Linked DNA regions of Homo sapiens: region 1 is linked to region 2. A link is a loop called in an ENCODE intact Hi-C map of the cell type or tissue named here. Cell type or tissue: natural killer cell. All regions are shown on one strand. Each heading gives the region's core, and the rest is flanking DNA. Links, peaks and the distances in the headings are about the cores only.

Region 1 (7,672 bases), core at 920-5,919, 420 kb before region 2:
CGCCCACACACACAACTCAGAAACCTATAGGAGCTTTGTTTGTTGTCTGATTACCTTCTGTTGACATCTCTTAGTGAGAAGAAAGAAACAGCACCAATATACCAAAAAAAAAAAAAAAAAGACAGCAATGTAAACACAAACACAATAGTAAGCATTGTTTTAAGAATGCTGCATTACCAACTATCTTTATGTCCTAGAGAACAATAATGTGCAGCAATTATAGAAATTTCTTACTTCAAGTCAAACTATGTTTCAGAAAACTTGAATTAGGAAGAAAGTTTAGGAATCATTTGACTACTTAATTTTTCTTACATTTCCTTTTTATATATGTTCAAGAGTGGTATACAACAAATATATTTGCCAAAATATGTACAAAAACAGACACTTCTCAAAGAAAAACATACAAGCAGCCAACAAATATATTTAAAAAAATGCTCAAGACCACTAATTATGAGAGAAATGCAACTCAATGAGATACCATCTCACAACAGTCAGAATGACTTTTTTTAAAAAGTCAAAGAATAACGTGTTGCTGGGGATGTGGAAAAAAGGAAACACTTATAGGCTGTTGGTGGGAATATAAATTAGCTCAGCCACTGTGGAGAGTAGTTTGGAGATTTCTCAAAGAAGTAAGATTTGAACTAGCATTTAATCCAGCAATCACATTACTGGGTATATAACTAAAGAAAAATTGTTCTACCAGAAGAAACATGCACCCATATGTTCATTACAGCACTATTCACAATAGCAAAGACAGGGAATCAACCCAGTTTGCCCATCAGTGGTGGATTGGATAAAGAAAATGTGATATGTATACACTGCAGAATACTATGCAGCCATGACAAAGAACAAAATCATGTCCTTTGCAGCAACATGGATGCAGCTGGAAACCATTATCCTGATCAAACTAAAGCACAAACAGAAAACCAAATTTTTTGTGTAAGTACTTAGTGGGAGCTAGGCTGAGCATGGTGGCTCACACCTGTAATCCTAGCACTTTGGGAGGCCTAAGTAGGCGGATCTCTTGAGCTCAGGAGTTCAAGACCAGCCTGGGCAACATGGTGAAACCCTGTCTCTAAAAATATATATAAAAAATTAGCAAGGCGTGGTGGCACCTGCCTGTAGTCCCAGCTACTCAGGAGGCTGAGGTGGGAGGATCGCTTCAGCCTGGGAAGTCAAGGCTGCAGTGAGCTACGATTGCATCACTGTACTCCAGTATGGGCAACAGAGCAAGACCCTGTCTCAAAAAAAAAGTAGGAGCTAAACATTGAATGCTCGTGGATATAAAGTTGGGAGCAGTAGACACTGGACAGGCAAGGGAGAAGGGGGACCACACATTGAAAAACTACCTATTAGTTATGGTGCTTACTCCCTGGGTGACAGGTTTAATTATACTCCAAAACTTAGCATCACACAATATTACCTTTGTAACTAACCTGCAAGCACGTATACCCTGGTATCTAAAATAAACCTTGAAAATAAAAGAAGGATGCAAAAATAAAAGGCTTTTTAATAATAATAAAGTAACATTTTCAATTGATTAGAAAGTGCTTAGTAAAATTGGTAGTGGTAACTTAAAATTGATAGTATTTTAATTGAGAAGCTATACAAAATTTCTACTTCTTCCCATCAGATATGATGTGAAGATATCTCTTGGGAATACATCAGCACTTTTCTATTCAGTAATACCTTGTTGACATCTAGAAAATCTTTCTTGAATTCTTATTCACACTGTATTACTAAACAAGCTTTTACATTTCCATCTTCTTAGATGCTGGACTCCTGGACTGACTCCTTCATATTCCTTCTTTCTATTGTAGTTTCCTCTCTGTGTTTTTATGGCAGGAGCTTTGAAAAATAAATGCGAAGGTGTTGTAGAAACATGACTGGGCAAATACATCAGAAAAGTGGAATTGCAATGGAAAGAAGACTTGTACACATTTAGGTTATAAATTATAAATATAAGCTCTTAAAAAAATAAATTCCTTAGAAAATATACCTTGTCTACTTTTTAAAGTGAAAGCAGAGAGCTGCTAAAAATTTATATGAAAAGCATGCAGCAACATCGGCAATGATTTCTACATATCATAATATCCTCCAACATACATTTTATTAGAGGTTTATATTTTAAATTTTATCTAATCTCCCTTGAGTCTATATAAAAGCCCATACCATCTAACATTAAGAATGCACTAAGATTTATTGTATCTTATCAAAATTTCCATTTCAATATGCCTCATGCTAATATAATTATAAAGTTGGAAAGAATGCATGTTCAATGTACCCAAAACCATTTTACAACGTCAATTGCAATAGAACCATGTGCAGAATATTTCATGCTTCTATTTTCTTAAGAATAACACCTTTAGTAACTTTCATATGTCATTTAGTTAACAAGACAAACAAAGTTGAGGATTTCAAGCCCAATAACAGAAGTGAATGATTTTGATTGACTGGTACATTATAACTCTTATTACATACTGTAGGCCTAGGATATTATAATAATTAGCTTGTCAAGTCAATTGTTATTCTTCATTAACAGTGAATATAAGGGAGCAATTAATCTTACAACTTTAGCTTCATTAGGACATTCTGTTTTCGTAGTTGGTTACAGTTCAGTGTCTCAATCTAAAGAATGTATCATTTTCTAATAGAAGGTTTCACCTTCATTATTTTGATTATGAATTCAAACTGCAAATGTAAGCTTATGTAATAACTTGGTGAAAGTTCTGAGTTATTTATAATTTGCCTTTTGAAATTCATTATAGATATGACATCTTTTTTTCCTCTTTTTCTTCACCTTAGCATTATGAGACTGTGGACTCACAATGTCACACTCCTTGAAAGTGATTCTACCCTATGTGAATCATGTTTCTGAAAATGCTGACTCCCACATAAATAGACAAGGCTCAAGGACTTTTCTACAAGCCCAAGAAACATTAAAAATAAGTGAAATCAGAGTTGAGTTTTTCTTACATAGTAAAGGTTAGATGAGTGACAATAAAAAATTGCTTATTGGTAATCAGTTTCCAGCTTACATTGTGGATTGACTATCTGCTTATGGTGTCTGAAAACTTGGAGGTGAAACATGTGGCACAGATCCCAGAAATGATATTGGTTCTGCTCTCTGCCTTCTAATGAAATAAAGAGAAAAACTAATATTTAAAAATCAGTTCCTGCCTTAATTCACTGACAAATAATCCCCTCAGTTGGAAAATTAAAGAAAGAAAAAAGTCTATGTGTCCAGTAGATATTAGAAGAAAACATTGAACCATAGATGAATGAGCCCTGAAACATGGGCCATTTTGTCAATTCCTCCACCCTTACTCAACCTTGACTTACAAAATTCCATAGAGAAAATGTTATGCTCTCCTTTGAGAATATATAAAAACTTCCATCATCAACAAAGTGTTCCTCATAATACCCTGAAGATATTACTGCTGCTGTTTTTGTGAGCCAACATGGTGAAACAGGAAAGAGCATTTACGTAGATTAAACAGATCTATGTTTGAGTCATGTTCCCCACTTCTCCCTGAGTTGGTTGACCATGGACGAAACACAGATACTATCAGCTTCATTTACCAAGTGCTTTATCTCACTTGAACAGCCATAACCAAATACTAGAGAATGTGTGACTTAAATAAGAGAAATTTATTTTCTCACACTTAGGGAGGTGAGAAGTTCAAAATCAAAGTATCAGAAAGTTTGGTTTCTTCTGAAGCCTCGCTCCTTGGCTTGCTGATAGCTGCCTGTTTGCTGTGTCTTCTCTTGGTTTTTTTTCTATTAGTATATATACTGGAGGCTCTATGGGTTCAAATGTCCTCTTTTTATACAGCCAGTCACATTGAGACAAGAGTAGTACTGGGTGGTTGGTTGCAGGCGGGTAGAAAAACCTAAACAGCTAAAACAAAAACTAAGCAAAGAAACTACAAGATGAGAAAATCCAAAATAAGACAGATAAGATGGCCCAACCCCTGGTCACAGTGACATGTCTCTGTCTCTTCCAGGCAAACTCAAGTAAGAGAGAAAGGGATCAGTAACTTGGGGTTTCTAAAATCTCCTCCTTTTCTGGAATACCTAGTGATTATTCCACTCCATAATTAAAGAAATATCCAAAAAATAGGAATACTGAATGGTCACAGGAGAAGTGGGAAAATATCAAACAGCCATTTCACATAGCAAGAAAGGAGCTGTTAAAATTAGCTATAAAAACAAGGATAAGCCTGGGCTGATAAGACCCTAACCAACAGGATCTGGGCTAAGCTGGTTTAAAACCATCTAGGTCCAACATAGTGTTGGATTGGACTCATTCCCTGCCCCAGACCTAATTATATGCTCATTTTCATACTAAATCACACACCAACCAGTGCCATGACAGATCTGAGCATGTCCATATTTAATATAAAAATGGGTGGCACCTCAATTTTAAGAAAGCTCTACCTTTTATCCTAGAAAACCTCATGATTATTCTACCTCCTAATTAAAAGAGCCCATAAAACTAGAAAACCAAACTCTATTTGCAGCTCACTCTCCTGAGTATGCCCACGCTCCTGCTCTTGAGTGTGTACTTTGGCTTTGCAATAAAAGTTTCTTGCCATTTGCTTTATTCTGACTTGTCCCTCAGTTCTTTCTTGCAATGGTGTTAAGAACTTGGAACAGCAGCTGGTGCTGGGGTCTCATCAGTATCTAGAGCCCCACCTAAGCCCTCAGGCCATAATATTAAATTAGTGCCCACTCTACTTGCTTCATTTTAATTTAATCACCCCTTTAAGGGCCCTATCTCCAAATACAGTATATTTATCAGATCTAGGAATCATTTGGAGGAGTCATTAGGGTTTTCTAAAATTATATCATCACAAGCCCTCCTTCTTTCTGTAACCTCAAGGTGGTATATAAGCTTCTGTTACTCATTAGAAAGTTGGATCTTCCTTCTGAAGGCTCACGTGTATACATATTACATAAATTTGTATGCCTTTTCTTCTGTCAATCAACCTGCCTTATGTCAGTAAATTTTCAGTAAACTCTTAGGGTGCCAATAGCCTATGGCCTCCACAGGACTCAACAGAAAAAAAACTGGGAGCATTTAGGCCATCAGAAGATGAAAATAATTCTAAATATTTTATTGTTTGGCAAGAGGAAGACATACTAGTCCTTCAAAGAAGTTCATTAAGGGATAAAGAGCAAAAGCACCAGAGGGGAGGAGATAACAGTTGACTGAACATCACGGGAACACCAAAAACAGAATGTTAGACATGTAGCTTGCCAGAAATGCAACTGTCCCTTGATATCCTCAGGGAAATGGTTCCTGGACCTCTTGTGGACCAAAATCCGCTGATACTGAAGTTCCTGATATAAAATAGAGTAGTATTTGTATACAACCTATACACATCCTCTTATATACTTTAAATAATCACTAAATTACTTATGCATCTAGGATAAGTAAAATATCTAGAATACCTAATGCAATGTAAATACCTCATAAATAGTTGTTATACTATATATTTTAAAAAGTTGTTTATTGAATATTTTTGATCCAGGGTTGGTTAAATCTGCAGATACAGAACATGTAGATATAAGGGACCAAATGTATTTATCCACAGGAATTGGACCAATCTGGGATTCAGAAACAACTCCAGGAACTTCAAAAGCCTAGTTCAGAAGAAATTGCCAAGATAAGATCACGACCATAAGGAATGAATAGTTGAAATGGGTTAAATAAATTCATCAGTGAGTAAATAAATCAGCCACTCACCTCTGTGCTAACCTTGTAGATGCATTGATTTATTAACTGTCAGTATAATTTTAAGTGTGGAGTTTAATTTTTACTTTTAGAGATTTAAGCTTTGTGAAGACAGGGCCCATGACTACCGTGCTCACTATTTATATTTATAGAACGAAACAAAATGCCTGACACATGATGGGCAGTAAATAACTGTTCATTGATTAGTTGACAGGCTATTCATTCAATCTGTGGTTGAATGATAATGCTAGGAATTAAACCAAAACTGTAAATGAAGTCAAGACATTAGACCAAGAAAATAAGATAAATAAAAATAACATAATTATAAGTGTATGAGAAATAAAAATGAAAACAACTACATGATTAAGAAGACATTTATGGAGCCAACAAACATGGGAAAAAAAAAGCTCATCATCACTGGTCATTAGAGAAATGAAAATCAAAACCACAATGAGATACCATCTCACGCCAGTTAGAATGGTGATCGTTAAAAAGTCAGGAAACAACAGATGCTGGAGAGGATGTGGAGAAATAGGAACACTTTTTTTTTTTTTTTTTTTTGAGACGGAGTATTGCTCTGTTGCCCAGTCTGGAGTGCAGTGGCGCAATCTCCGCTCACTGAAAGCTCCGCCTCCCGGGTTCAGGCCATTCTCCTGCCTCAACCTCTCCTGAGTAGCTGGGGCTACAGGCACCTGCCACAACACATGGCTAATTTTTTTTTTTTTTTTGGTTTTTTTTTTAGTAGAGACGGGGTTTCACAGGAACACTTTTGCTCTGCTGGTGGGAGTATAAATTAGTTCAACCACTGTGGAAGACAATGTAGTGATTCCTTAAGGATCTAGAACCAGAAATACCATTTGACCCAGCAATCCCATTACTGGGTATATACTCAAAGGATTATAAATCATTCTACTATAAAGACACATGCACATGTATGTTTATTGTAGCACAATTTACAATAGCAAAGTCTTGGAACCAACCTGAATGCCCATCAATGATAGACTGGATAAAGAAAATGTGGCACATATACACCATGGAATACTATGCAGCCATAAAAAAGAATGAGTTCATGTTCTTTGCAAGGACACAGATGAAGCCAGAAGCCATCATTCTCAGCAAACTAACACAGGAACAGAAAACCAAACACTGCGTGTTCTCACTCATAAGTGGGAGTTGAACAATGAGAACACACGGACACAGGGAGGGGAACATTACACAATTGGGGCCTGTTGGGGTGCGGGGGGCAAGGGCAGGGAGAGCATTAGGACAAATACCTAATGCATGTGGGGCTAAAAACCTGCATGACAGGTTGATAGGTGGAGCAAACCGCATGGTACATATATACCCATGCAGCAAACCTGCATGTTCTGCACATGTATACCAGAACTTAAAAAAAAGAAAGAATGCTGCATCCCAAGTGGTCAATGTCATCATCATTCATACAGATGTTTTCTGGCTTTCACAGTATTGTTCATGGTGAATATTTTTGATATCTTAGTTTTTTATTCTTCCTTTATCAAGCATATGCATGCAGACATCCATATTATCATGAATTTTTGTCAACATTTCTAGCAGTTTTTGGAAATGATGTCTATGTTTTAGGACATCTTATAAATTTGAGTTGTGCAACCCTAAGGGAGAAGTTGGATAACTTACTCTTTTGGCTTTTTTATAGCTAATAGAGTGTAGGCATGGAAATTATGTTCTGCCAATCAAGTGCACCTATCTGAGACTTTACTTGGGAAAGGAGGAACAAAAGTGGGTGAGGATGAAGGTGGAGGTATGCAGTCTACAGGCACAACACAGTGAGGGTCATGGGTGGGGACAAGCACCAATGATGCCTGTTGCATGTCTGAGTCTTTGCTGGTGCATTTCTATGATATAGTTGGGAGACTTTTGGCTGCATAGCCTCTAAGCCTGAATCTCTAGCAG
Region 2 (7,672 bases), core at 957-5,956:
TTGTGAATTGATAAATGAATAAATGTATCTTTCAACCTGCAGGGAAGGAAGTTACTCTCTAATCTCTATGACTAGCCTGCAATAGTATGGCCAGATGAATAAAGTAAAGGTAATATCTTACCCACAGGCTAAAGATATTTTCATTGCTATAATTCCCCAAACTTTATTGTGCACCCATTAAATGAACCTGAATTTCAAAACCCATCTTTGCCTCAGGGTAAAAGCTAGTATCACAATAGTACTTACACAAAGTACAAGAATTCCAGCAGTTTTAAAAAACACTAGTCTAAAAAATAGAGAGTCAAACTGTCTTGCTTCTAATGCCAGCTCTGTCACATGCTAAATGATCTGGGGCAAGGTGCTAGGTATCTCTGTAATTCTCATCAGTAATGTGAGAAAATAATATTAGTAATGACTTCATAGGATTACTAAAAGATTAAATGTTAAGTACATACTAGGTATTCTGAACATATTATCTATAAATATTGTTATTTCACTTTAAACCCTGCAGAAATTATAGAGGTTGTTTCACATATTTACAAAAACAAGATTCTCACAAGCACTTCACAGACTACACCCTCCCTCCCTTTCCTCTGTGAATACCTATGTTAAACCACACTTTAGGTTTTCATCAAGAGCACCAGAATGCTCTTGATGATGCCTACCAGAGGTACTCCATTGTCTGCTAATGCCTAGACCAAGGATGCTAATGTCCAATGTTTGCTTATTTCAATATTAAGGGTGTTAATGACCTTCATTTATGAATCCCAAAACACTTTTTTTTTCTGAGACGGAGTCTCGCTCTGTCGCCCATGCTGGAGTGCAGTGGCGCGATCTCGGCTCACTGCAAGCTCTGCCTCCAGGGTTCACGCCATTCTCTTGCATCAGCCTCCGAGTAGCTGGGAATACAGGCACCCGCCATCACACCCGGCTAAGTTTTTGTATTTTCAGTAGAGACGGGGTTTCACCGTGTTAGCCAGGATGGTCTCGATCTCCTGACCTAGTGATCCGCCCGCCTCGGCCTCCCAAAGTGCTGGTATTACAGGCGTGATCCACCGCGCCCTGCCCCAAAACACTTTTTAATCTTTGGACAAAGGTCTAGCGCAGTTGTCTTTCAGACTAGAAGTCACGAATGTTGAGGCTATTCATATCTTACACTATCATTTTCTCCCAGGGAAGTCCAACTATAAGACATTTGATGTTCTTATTCACTTTTCTTAGTCCTTTATCCTAAAGTTTCAAACATTAACTCGTGAATCATGACTAGGAAGTATTTGAGAAAGAGATAATATTCTATGAGTATATTCTCTGCATTGGTTGGATTTCATCCATCGACCACGAAGCAAACATGCTTCAATTCTCTCTCTTCTTAGGAATTGTTTCCCTATACTCCCACATCCCAGAGTTATGCTCAGTAACTCATGCAGATAATAACTTTGAAATCTCCCCCACTACCTGTTCTTCAGTATTAGAGACTGAATGTTTGTGTCCCCCCACCAAAATTTATATGTTGAGACCCTAACCCTCAGTGTGGATGTATTTAGAAATGAGGCCTCTAAGATAATCATTAAGGTTAAGTGAGGTCATAATGGTGGGGCCCTGATCAAATAGGATTAGTTTCTTTATAAAAGTAAACAACAGAGTTTTCTCTCTCTTTACCTGCATACCCACCAAGAAAAGGCTATGTGAGAACATAGTGGGAATGCAGATGTCTGCAAGCCAGGAAGAGAGAGCTCTCCCCAGAGGCCAACCCTGTTGGACTTTGATTTGGAACTTTTAACCTCCAGAACTACGAGAAGATGAGTTTCTATTGTTGAAGCCATTCAGTCTATGGTAATTTGCTATGATAGCCCCAACTGACGAATACATCCATTCAGATATGGTAAAATTTGTCACAATTTTGGGGTAGACACAGCTCAATCTCAGTAATGGATGAGTCATGTGCCAATGACTCAATAAAATAGGAGCAGCTGAGATTAGGAGCAGAACATTGAGTTGGGAAAGGAGAGAGAAGCTTGGAAGAACTTAGAAATGCTTATTAGGGGCTCTTAGGGACGTGAGAAAAAAAAATGATGATTTGTAATGGCTGAAACTACTTACTACCATATCCTGAAGGTAAACACAATGTTCATAATATATAAACTGCCCATGTTTTAGAGAAAAAAAGTGGTTAGTAACCAAGTGCTGAGGTGGAGTTGAAGTCTGCAAAATACCACATGCTCTGAGCAGCAACTTGACTCAGAAGTTCCACCTAGAAACCGAAACCAAGTATGTTGCTTTCTCAAAGATAGACAAATATAAATGACCTCAAAAAGGATGACTTTATGCCAGTGAAACAGACTGTCCACTTTTATCAACTGTTTCCAACTATCCTATTAAGATCATATATGGGTAGTCAAGTGTTCTACAAAAAGAAATTAAGTTTGACAAACTTTCCATACTACTATATTTCCAAATTAAAGATTCATTTCCTGATAAATTAACTAGGACACAAATGCAAGTTTGAGAAAATTACTTTGGAGCAGATATGGATGTGAATTTATTCTCTTGAGTAATATTTATCAACTCATCTTTAAAATTGGTCATGATCCTGCATGTCAATAGTGTAAACTTTATAGTTCACACTATAGTTTACAGCAATTAAAAGGCATTAATATTTACTCTTCATGATATTCCTAGGGGAATTCTACAATAATCCCATTGAGGCTATTTTCTATACCTAAAGGTTATTTATCTATTTGATTTACAAATGGATACTCTTATATAGCTTCAGGCTTTATAACATTTACATCATTGGATAAAAACCCAAAGAAAAACGCAGCATCAATGACAGCAGCACATGGTACAATTTTAGATTTTGAAATGATCTATCAGTTAAGAGGCGTTGATTTATAAGCAACAGAAAACTCAAGCACAAAGTGGCTTAAAAATTAAGGGCATTAATTGGCCTAGGTAAATAAAAGTAAAGAGGCCAACCTTTGCACTTAATTTACTTGAAGGACCACAGAATATCATCAAGAGATAGCTTTTCTATAGCACTCTGCTTTACCTTCAGTAATATTACCATTATTCCCAAACTGCCATTTCTTTCAGTTACAAGTTGAAAAGTTATACATTTCTTCTTCTTTTTTTTTTTTACATCAATTAGGTAAGAAAGGCTCACTTCCAGAAACTTCCTGATAAGCCAGAAGATCCCTATTTTCCATCACATCATAACAAATATTTTATTTAGTCTTGTTGGGCCAAACTGAGTGAAGAATGACAAATTTTTCCCATTTTTTAGATTACTGCCATATGGAAAACATTTTGTAAAATATTTTGTTTCCGTTTCAATATATTCATTTAAAAATGTCGTAGTGCTAGAAATTAATGATGTTTAAGTATGAATTATGCATTATTGATTATGCAGAACATTTTTTTCTATCCCCTCCTTTAAAATGTTGCCACATTCATTAGCTGTCCAAGTTTTAAAAAATCACATGGTATCCATTTATTATTCTTCAATACATTTTTATATCTGCAATGGATTAATCAGGTACTGGTGAATATAATAACTTGAGAAGAATTTAAACATTGAAATGTTTCAGGGAGCACAGTGATTTAAAACCAACCAGGAGAAAAATTCCCTCAAAATATTGTTTTATATAATTTTCTGTCTATTACCAGAGAGCAAAATAAAAACAGTAAACAGCTTGTAAAGAAAAATAGAAAATATTTCTCTTTTGCTGCTCCTTTGAAACCACCATTATTATTAGTGTTCAGGTAAAGAAAGTAACACTTTAATTTTGGGAATGGTGGAATCCTTCATAAGTAAAATAATAAACTTTATCTCAGTTGTATGACATCTTATTTAGAAAAGAAGATTTCTTCAGTTCAAAGTATTATAAAAAGGTTCATTTTTGCATGAAAAGTGAAATTTAAAGTTAAAAAATTAGCAATTTGAACTAACAAATCACCAATTAGCTCATTTTAGTATCTTTAACAAATCCATAATGATGGAAAAATAGAAAAGATGTTATTTTTCCAAAAATTGTTCAGATTAGCTATGAATTACTATGCAAACCATAAAGCACTCTGAGCCTTAGAGTCTTCACCTATAAAATGAGGGAACATGATTAAATGCCCTTTAACCTCCCTTCCAATCTACCAATTTAGGTAGTAGCATTACCATTTTAAATAATCCTTTAAAGAGTGAGGGTTTCACCTCAAAGTATTTTCTAAATATATGAAATTCCCCTTTTAAGTTGCAAACCTTTGCTATCAACATTTACAAGAAATGCATTATTACTTTCCTGTCACACTAAAAGAGTGTGAGGTATCACCCACAACACCGTCCCCTGACTTCACAGCTCTGCCTGTAAAACATAGCACCAAATAGAACAGATCAGCACACATAGGCTTCTGTACCTTGGCTCAATTATCTGTAATTTTGAGACAAGCTTTGCTTCTCAAAATGAGGAAGATAGAAACGTTCCTGTCTATCTTTCACTGTTTTGAAGACCAAAAGAGATTACCATATCGATGCAAATGATTATCTTTGTGATGAACAATTTTGACTTTTCCTGATGAAAAGATCTAGAGACTATATAACATATATCTTCTTTAAGGGCACTTATACATTTATGATTTAAATCTTTCAGTTTACTGATTATTCTGTAGTCATTTTGTTTCTTTTCTAACTTGCTGCTTTGTCCTCTAATTGCATCAGCCTGGGATACAGTTTGTTTCTCCCCAAGAGTCTAGAAACCTGACCTTTCAAAAAGTGAAAGTGAAAACCTATAGATCTCTCTGTTACTTTAGCAAATTTGGTATTGCCATTAATTTTAAAACAATGGCTTCCTAGAGCAGGAAAACTTTTTTGTTGTTGTTTTTTCTTGAGATTCCTCCACTCCACTCCAGCCCTAGAAATTCTGATTGAGTATATCTGGGCAGGATAAAGGAAATTTCTGTTTCTCAAAACTCCCTAGTTAATTCTGAAATTGGTCAGTTTGGGAACCACTACTTTGTTCTCTGTTTTAGGCCTACTATAACATTTTCCTCCGACATTAATCACAACACATTCAGAGTAGATTTTCAGAAATCTGTAGAGAACTACTGTAACAATCTTTTTCAGGAAAATTTTAAAATGGTATATTAACTGCAGAGCTAAGACAGTTCAGGTAGACACTGAAAAGTGGGTGGCTGTTCCTCATGGGAAAATTGTTTTCCACTTTACTTGTAATCATTCACTGGTAAACACAAAGACTATCTTATAACAATTGTCATTACTAACTATAACATGAAAGTTCTCCAAATAACAAAAAGATGGCTGAGTAGTTAATTGGTATTATTGGGAAAATGTGTCTCGTAGACTAAATAAAAGCATAAAATAAACTGCTTTCTATAGAATTTCAAACTTTTCTCATGCCTCTGGAGTTTACCATAAACAGGACAGAAAAGTTAACCAAAAATACTATTATTGAAAAATAAGCTCAGTTAGCTGCAAGAATATAAGTTAAAAAAATACGTATAATTTTCTCTTTGAGGAGTTTTAAGACATGCATAGATTTCAAATTCCATTTATTATACCCAGAATAACTAATTATGAAAATGATATTTAAAATATTTGGTATCAAGTATGGACACCACCCCTTCCAAACTTAATATAAAACCCACATTTTTTTTCTTAGGTGTCCTAGATGTCTGTAGCCACTGAAGAATGTTTTTATACCTCTTTGTTGTCTGCTTGGGCTGCAAGCATAAGCCTCATGGTTGATATTGTCCTGCATCTACGCAGCTGTCTTATATAATGAGGAGTCTAATGTGGACAAATACATCTGCCACATAACCCTCTAGGAGACATAGCTTTGGTTCTCATTGAAATATTATACATCAAAGCATTCGTTGGTTAATCCATAATTCAAACCAGCCAGGAGTGCTACTCCAGATATTTCTGCAGGAATCTACATGAATACATGTGGTTGAAGAATCTGTGATTTTCCTTCAGAGGCACAACACTTCAACAAACATTCATATGTGTCCAATCCTAACTACCTGCTATGACATGAACTTGGATAGAGGGTTAAACACATTTTGTCAGTATAGTGTCCCATGATTGCTCTCATGTCACTTAAAAAGTTCAAACTCCCTATGAGAAAGACAAGTGGTACAAAAACCACTTGGATTAGCTGTTCTGGTGATTTGCACTTAGTTCTCCAACTTTAATTTTAGGAGAAATAATACAAAACAAATTGCACAGATCGTTAGCATTTTCCTAGCCATCTTTTAATAATTTTAGCTAACTTGCAATTTATATTAAAGCTTCCAAAGCATTTTGATTGGATGGAATTATCTTGTTTTTGCCACCATAGAATAAAGAATAGCAAGTTGAGTAACCTTACAATCAAAATGCAACTCATATCGAAATATCCAAAATGTAGTTAACATTCTGGCTGGTGGTGGGAATATCCCCAAAGCAATCCTGTATATATTTTATTTTTTTAATTGACAAACACAATTGCATTGCATATTTCTCATGTACAACATTTAATCACATTCTGAGCTATGCCAATGTCCTTGTGTCTTACAGATCCTTATCACCATGTCTATGAAAAAAATAAAGACCATTAGCACCCTCAGCATTTTCGTCCTTAAAAATTAAGCAACTTCTGAAGACTTCTAATATTCCAGCTCTGTATCAGTTGAGCTGATGATGATGTTCTGAGATTATCAGAAGGAGACTATTTCTTTAATTATATTTGCTATTCCCATGGCCAACCCTGGCCTGAGATATGTGAATGAGGTCTTCTCAACCCCTCTCCCAGATCCAAAAGTTGGCAAGAAGCATGTGTAAAAGTCAAAAGGCCATATATTTCATTGAGCAGAGGGCAATTACAAGGACCCAAATGAGTCCTCAGGGTCACAGCCATTGCTGGGGGAATAAAGATTCCGAAGGTGCCACTGGGGCTTGGTGCTGAGATCCCTGAAGCTGCCATCCCAGCCCTCAGTGAACCCTACACCAGGAGCCCAAGCCACCTGCAATTGGTTGCCACCCTTCTTTGAACCAATAATGTCTCCAGAAGATGAGTTTATGCTGAAATATTTTAGCCTGAGCTATAAGCCCTGTTTTTAGAGTCAGGAATTAGGTTTACCAGAAAGGATCCCCAAATGAAAACTAGGACTATTACCAAACTTAATGGAGTGGATGAGAGGGAATAAAATGATTTCTGCCAAAAATGGGTTATTGGTTTATGATTGAGCTGAACCTGGTATGGTATACTCAGGAATTTTCTCCTGCCAGTGCCTACCAACATGCTTTGTAATACCTCGGTTGTCTATCGTTGAACAGCATCTTGACCAGACCTCCTATCTCATCTCTTTCTACATCCAGTGAACTCTAAAACAAAAATTCTGCTTCAAATCTGGCTCACTGCTCTTCCCCTCTTGCTCGTCTCAGGCCCGCCTCATGGCTTGTAGACCTGCCTGTGGGGAAAGGAGTTGTAGAGTTGGTTTTACTTTCCAATTAACTTTTCTGTTCCTTCCCACCTGTCTTCTACATCCAGCATTGGGAATATGAATAGGAAGAGAGCTTTGAAGGAAGAAGGACAAAGCATATGCTATGTGTCAAATGTTTTGTTTTTGTTTTACTTTGTTTTGTTTGTTTTGTTTTTACAATGTGGCTCTCGGTGCCCTC

What was found. Hi-C counts contacts between places; a loop is a spot of excess contacts. Peaks named below come from ENCODE experiments on the same cell type or tissue, not always from the same donor. Only the 100,000 strongest peaks of a DNase experiment are listed, where the experiment ranks them.
Region 1: a loop joins it to region 2, with 15 times the contacts of the local background. A loop is called at or near these places in 1 of 110 quality-filtered maps.

What each region holds. Positions count from the first base shown.
Region 1 is chr9:29,736,584-29,744,255 of GRCh38, reverse strand. No RefSeq gene overlaps it. Among named protein-coding and RNA genes, the nearest start is that of LINGO2, 530 kb to the right of the region's middle. In natural killer cell, for the core only: no CTCF peak of the experiment used is centred there; no DNase peak of the experiment used is centred there; H3K27ac peaks cover 378 bases.
Region 2 is chr9:29,316,998-29,324,669 of GRCh38, reverse strand. It overlaps the pseudogene PDK1P1. Among named protein-coding and RNA genes, the nearest start is that of LINGO2, 110 kb to the right of the region's middle. RefSeq lists an enhancer at 2,225-2,314. In natural killer cell, for the core only: no CTCF peak of the experiment used is centred there; no DNase peak of the experiment used is centred there; H3K27ac peaks cover 4,084 bases.